Regions from separate parts of the Homo sapiens genome. Here region 2 is linked to region 1. Evidence: read pairs that join two places in POLR2A ChIA-PET (ENCODE). Cell type or tissue: MCF 10A. All regions are shown on one strand. Each heading gives the region's core, and the rest is flanking DNA. Links, peaks and the distances in the headings are about the cores only.

Region 1 (2,924 bases), core at 173-2,672:
TGCTCCTAGGTTACACTAGCCACATTTCAAGTGCTCCACAACCTCAAAGGCTGGTGGTTCCTGTATCGGACGGCACAGCCCTAGATCTATACACACTCACTTTTGAGGAAACAAGAGAGAAATCTCATTATGTATCAGGGGAATTAGTTTCTTAATCAAAGGCCTCAAGGGCTGTAATAAAGTCAGAATTCTTCAGAATCCCTCAAATAAAGGTATCAGTGCTACACTGAAGCCATGACTACTCTATGCTTTGTCATTCAGGGGCTAAACCAATTCCTGGTTCAATCATTTGCCTTAGCAACTTAGGAGCAGTGATTTAGAAATGGGTAAGAGCCTGAGCTCTGGAGGCCAACTGCCCAGCTTGAAAATCCAGATCTTCTGATCACTTGCAAGTAGCTTAACAACTCCATGCTTCAGGTCCTCCTAAAATGGGGTGATGATGACAACAGTACCTACCTAACCAAGTTATTTTGACAATTAAATGAGCTAAAACACACATAGCTTAGCACAGTGCCTGGCAGATTAAGAACTCAATAAACAAATGTTGTTGCTTGCATCAACAGTTGACCAGGCCTGCTCTCGGAAGAAAGAAGCACTCCATGGCAAAACCTATTGTGTGCACACATGCATATGCTGTGTACATACTGATAAAGTCCACAGCGAGCTCACTATGAAGATGGCAATCAGAATTAACCCTATATCATTTACATCCTCCACAAACAAAATAATACAAGCACAGACAGTTCCTTAAACAGCATATACTATCCAAACGAGTGCACGGCATCAAAAGATGCAGCGTAACTACACAGGATGAGCTGCTGGTAAAGTCAGCAGCATTCACAGGGGAAAAGCTCTGTCAGCCTTCGATTTGTAGGAAACAGGGGCCGAGGGAAGAAGCAGGAGGCAGGAGAGTGGGGTGAAGTACCCGTTAACAAACGGGACAAGCAAGATTCCTAGTGTAAGCACATACGGTATTTATTAAGTTTGAGGAGTCTGGTTACATCTATTTTGAGATTTGTGTGTTTCATTTCAGTTTGCCAAAGGAATGACAATCCAACAAGAATTACTGAACAGGTTCAGCACGTAGAGGAATATGTTGGCACTTCCAAGAAAAAAGAATAAGGTGCTGGGGTAGATGGTAAACAAGCAAGATCCAGCTCTTGTCAGAAAAAAAAGAGCCAAATGACCAGCAAGAAAGGAGAAGTGAGATTCTGCCCAGGAAACGGGGCTTACTCAAGAGTTAAGGTAAGGCAGTGTCAGAAACACAGTGAAGCAAGCCAAGAACACTAAGGCTTGCCTCATTGTAGGAGTAGCTGTACCTCACTCAGCCCTCTGGCTATAAGTGAAGCTTCCCAGACTGGAGGAGGCAGGAAGAAGGAAGAATATTTCACAGCCTCAAATCTTCAGGGACAAAATCGGTGCAGGCTTATTAGGAAGAGAAGCGGCAAGCCTTAGAACACCAACCAAAAATCCATAGAAAGACATGATTTTATTGCTGGCATCCCACTCACAGCACTTCACGGGGACTGCAGAGGCTGCCATGTTTCTTTGGATCTAGTTGAGAGAGGAAGACAACTCACTTGATAAAGTACAAGGAGAGCTAAGTTCAGAAATGCCATATTTAAAGGGCAGTATATGCCACCGTCTTCTCCCCCTGCTCCTTAATACTAAGGAAAGCCTGAGGGATCTTATGAAGGAAGACAAAGGAAGTCCAGTGTTAATAGGATGGTCTTTTGCCATTTTTGTTTCATGAGATGACTTCAGCTCAACTCTCCTTCAAACCCAATTACTAGCCAGGCTCTGATTTTGACTACTCAAATCCAAAGTGGCCCACATTATATCCACCAACAATTAGATATACTACAATGATGACTGGGGATAAGGGGGCTATAAGTGGTTAAGGAGGAAGAAGAGAATTCCAGATACTTCTTTGAAGTTAGCTCAGTTTAAGAAAACTTTAAAGAGAAACAAATAAAGACAGAAAAGAAAGAAATTTTACTAGTAGTGGAAAACATTTTCTTCAAAGATAAGGTGGTTTACAAAACGCCAATGAGTCACCCAGAGGCCAGTGCAGCCCAGACCCATCAGGGGCATGTCCTCCCCCGCAGCGGGCAGGAGGGCACACGTGGTGTCCGGATGGAGGCGCCAAGTGACAGGGTTCAGACAGTCCTCACACTATAAAGTGCTGCATGGTTTACCACACCTGCTATATGCTCTCTTGAGTCTCCTAACCAGTCTCCTTATTTGCCTGTTAGGAAACCATGGCTCAGAAAGATCAAGATCATCTTATTAGTTAAGGTAAAATCAAGATTAGACCTCAAATTTCCCAAATCCTAGTCCAGTGCTTCTTCCCACAACATTAAGTTGCTTCCTGAAAATAACCAACCATAATTCTCCACTTAGCAACCTTTCTAGCAACTTTCTGGTCCTGGTCATAAACTCTCACCTCCACCATAAACTGATGCTTTTATCAGGGATATTCTATCACATCTCCATGTTCCCAAAACAGAAAGGAAGTTTTAGGGAACCCCTTTCCTTTGCTCTAGGCGCAAGCCCACAGGTGCCCTCGAGGCAAAGTGCTAAGATAAGTGTGTTGACATCATTTTCCCATGGAAGAAACCTGATCTCTCCAAAGAAAAGCCGAGTACTTCCAGTGGACAATTCTGAGCCTTCTGTTCCCCTACTTATGCCAACTGCTTAGCTTGAGCCAGATGGGGGGTGGGGATATATCCACTAACAAAATCTGGAATAATTACTGGGGTTTAAGTGCAATGTATCCTTAAAGAAACAGAAGCAAAAGCAATTAAACTATAGCACTGTACCTGGACTCACATCCAAAAGCCTCATTCAAGATACTAAAGGAGCCATTTCTCCCCTTCCCTCCATGGATTCCTTCCCTGTGCCTTTGTCCCACTTTAACCACT
Region 2 (2,924 bases), core at 201-2,700, 110 kb before region 1:
AAGCATATATCATCTTCTTAATCTACATCTGAAGTTCTTCCCCTTCCTCTATCTTTCTTATTTTAACCTCAGTCTTGAATTTCTTTAATGGAATCACTTGTTAAGTACATGACTGTTTACTAGAAAGAGTTTTCATTTTTAGTTGATAGCAATAGCTTCCAGTGTAAAACAAAGTAATCTAAGTTTTAAAAAGAAAGAGTAATTTGAATGGAATCAACTGCCTTTTGTTAAATTGTATTCATATGCAGCAATGATTGAGAAGATACACTAATGAAAACCAGTCTCTAAGGAAAATGGGAGAGGTTATTCTCTACAGTGTCATATTTCTGCATCACTTTGAAATATTAATACAGTTTCATTATTCCAGCAAGTAGACAAACCTTACACATCTGTTTCTTTTCTTTTTTTTTTTTTTTTTTTTGAGACAGAGTCTCGCTCTGTCACCAGGCTGGCGTGCAGTGGCACGACCTCAGCTCACTGCAACCTCCACCTCCCAGGTTCAAGCGATTCTCCTGCCTCAGCCTCCCGAGTAGCTCGGACTACAGGTGTGTACCACCATGCCCCGCTAATTTTTGTATTTTTAGTAGAGATGGAGTTTCCCCATGTTGGCCAGGATGCTCTCCATCTCTTGATCTCGTGATCCACCTACCTCGGCCTCCCGAAGTGCTGGGGTTACAGGCGTTAGCCACCGTGCCCAGCCTTATTTGTGTTTCTTAAGAGGTGTAAAGTAATGTAGCACATTCTTTCTTTTTATTTACTGATCCAGTTCTTGATCTATATTGCAATAGTCTCTTTCTAAGAAGCTAAAATGTCCCTGTCATTATTTTATGGAGTGTAGAAAGCAACAAAATTAATTAGAATAATATTCTACTTCCCAAACATTAACACAAAGGGCTTCTATTTGTTGCAGTAGATAGCTAATCTCAAATACATTTTCTGGATCAACACTTAAAATACATTTAATATGACATAACACATACATACTTATTAACATTTAAAGACTTTAGAAAATACGCAATATATAAATGTCAATAAAAAAATGAGAAACTTGTTTATTAGTTGTATTCTATGCTCAAAAACAATAGAGCTAAAGTTTTTCTAAAATGTATGGTATTTGGTTTAAAAATTATTTTCTCCAATTATTTGTTTATATAAAAATAGAGTAGTAATAAAAGGTAGTATCTGAACTTGTATGTCTAAAATAATAACATTATAAATTTAAAAACCTCCATCACGACCAATAACAGCAACAACAAAATCATAGCACTGAAGAGCTATGGTATCATTTACTCTAATCCTTTCTTGATACAGTTAAGAAAACGGAAGCCCAGAGACATTACATCTACATAGCAAATAAGGGATGAGATGAGACCAGGCAAAACCAGAAGTCTCCTCACTGCGATTTAGGACAGTCACTTTCCACGAGTTGCTCATCATCAACCTGACTCATCAACAATCTGCTGGGTGATCATGTGAAAAAGCTACCGCCTACAGCTGTCTGTGCTGGCTAGTTCTTTATCAAATGTTCACATCCTGTCATCCTGGCAGCATTTTCTGCTTCAGTCCTAGATAGGTGTCATTTCTCACCCTGAATAATTATTTCATCATGGTGAATTAAGGCTTAGTTTGTCAAAAACAGCAGCATATAGGCATCTCTTACAGAACACAGTGGCCAATACCTTGGTAAGCAAGTTTCTCTTTTTAAATCTTTATTCTATATATGACACTTATTAGGAAAGTGAGGATGTTTTTTGACTTAATAGGAAATTTTGCTCTATATTTTAGAATCATTTTAAAAGGATTTCCTCTCACTAAATAAATGCACCCTGAGAAATGTCATAATTCTTTACCTCTGAAAATTTACTTTCAAAGGACTCAACTTAGGATGATCTTAAACATACAAGACTAGATTTTAGGGACTGTGCCATGGGTTAGCATGTACATTAATCAATTCTTCATCATGCATATTTTATGGAATCTGACAATTTTTGTAACTGTATATTTGGTTTCTTTGCTTTAATTACCATGTGAGTAAATGACTACTTTAAAAAAAAAAAAAAACAGGTTTTGAATTCAGCTCCAACGCATGATGTTGATACCATGTATTTTTTGGAGACAAGGGTCTCACTTTGTCACCCAGGCTGAAGTGCAGTACCATGATCACGGCTCCCTGCAGCCTCAGATTCCTGGGCTCAAGAGACAATGCCCAGTTAATTAAAAAAAATTTTTTTTTGTAGAGACAGGGTCTTGCTCTGTTGCCCAGGTGGGTATCGAATTCCTGGCCTCCCAAAGTGCTGGGATTAAAAGCATGAGCCACTGCGCCCTGCAGAAGCTCACACTATCTAATAACCACTTCCCTGAGGAGATGGCTTTACTGACCCTAAAACAGCAACAGAATGAGGATTTACAAGATATTAGCCACTTTACCACAACAAGAACACCTAGACAAGGTAAGCAATCTAGAGGAAATGGCCTCTGGTGCTCACCAGCCACAGGAAATCAAACCAAATCTCTTTTTTAAGCCCCAAAGTTGGCTTTACTAAGTACCTATTGTTTATGCTAAACATTACTGAGATGGTCTAGGTTTAGACCTTAAGATAGAGAGCTAACTAGATAAGGGGATCATCACACTCTTCCTCAGTCACCCTGTAGGATGTCTCCTAGAAGGCCTTTTTAGATGGAGAGCTGGTCCTGATCTACCCGATGAAGCACATTTGCAGATTTCTGTGATGAGACCAAATCCCTCCACAATACACAGGACTGAAGAACCAAATATCATTAGAAAAACTCAGCTTTGAAAATCTTACTACCTGGTGTTGCAAATGTCCACCTAGATAACAATAAGGCTGAATTCAGTGGCAAACAGTTTCCACAGAAAAAAAGATGAGGCTAATTGATTAGTGCCCCAAAACTCTACTAAATAA

What was found. Peaks named below come from ENCODE experiments on the same cell type or tissue, not always from the same donor. Only the 100,000 strongest peaks of a DNase experiment are listed, where the experiment ranks them.
Region 2: POLR2A ChIA-PET joins it to region 1 with 10 read pairs; 3 of 35 experiments call an interaction of 5 or more read pairs at or near these places.

The regions. Positions count from the first base shown.
Region 1 is chr2:152,465,431-152,468,354 of GRCh38, reverse strand. The region is part of intron 1 of FMNL2 (formin like 2); the gene reads right to left. Among named protein-coding and RNA genes, the nearest start is that of FMNL2, 130 kb to the right of the region's middle. In MCF 10A, for the core only: no CTCF peak of the experiment used is centred there; DNase peaks (open chromatin) are centred at 1,294, 2,114 and 2,634.
Region 2 is chr2:152,571,932-152,574,855 of GRCh38, reverse strand. The region is part of intron 6 of FMNL2 (formin like 2); the gene reads right to left. Among named protein-coding and RNA genes, the nearest start is that of PRPF40A, 140 kb to the left of the region's middle. In MCF 10A, for the core only: no CTCF peak of the experiment used is centred there; a DNase peak (open chromatin) is centred at 1,445.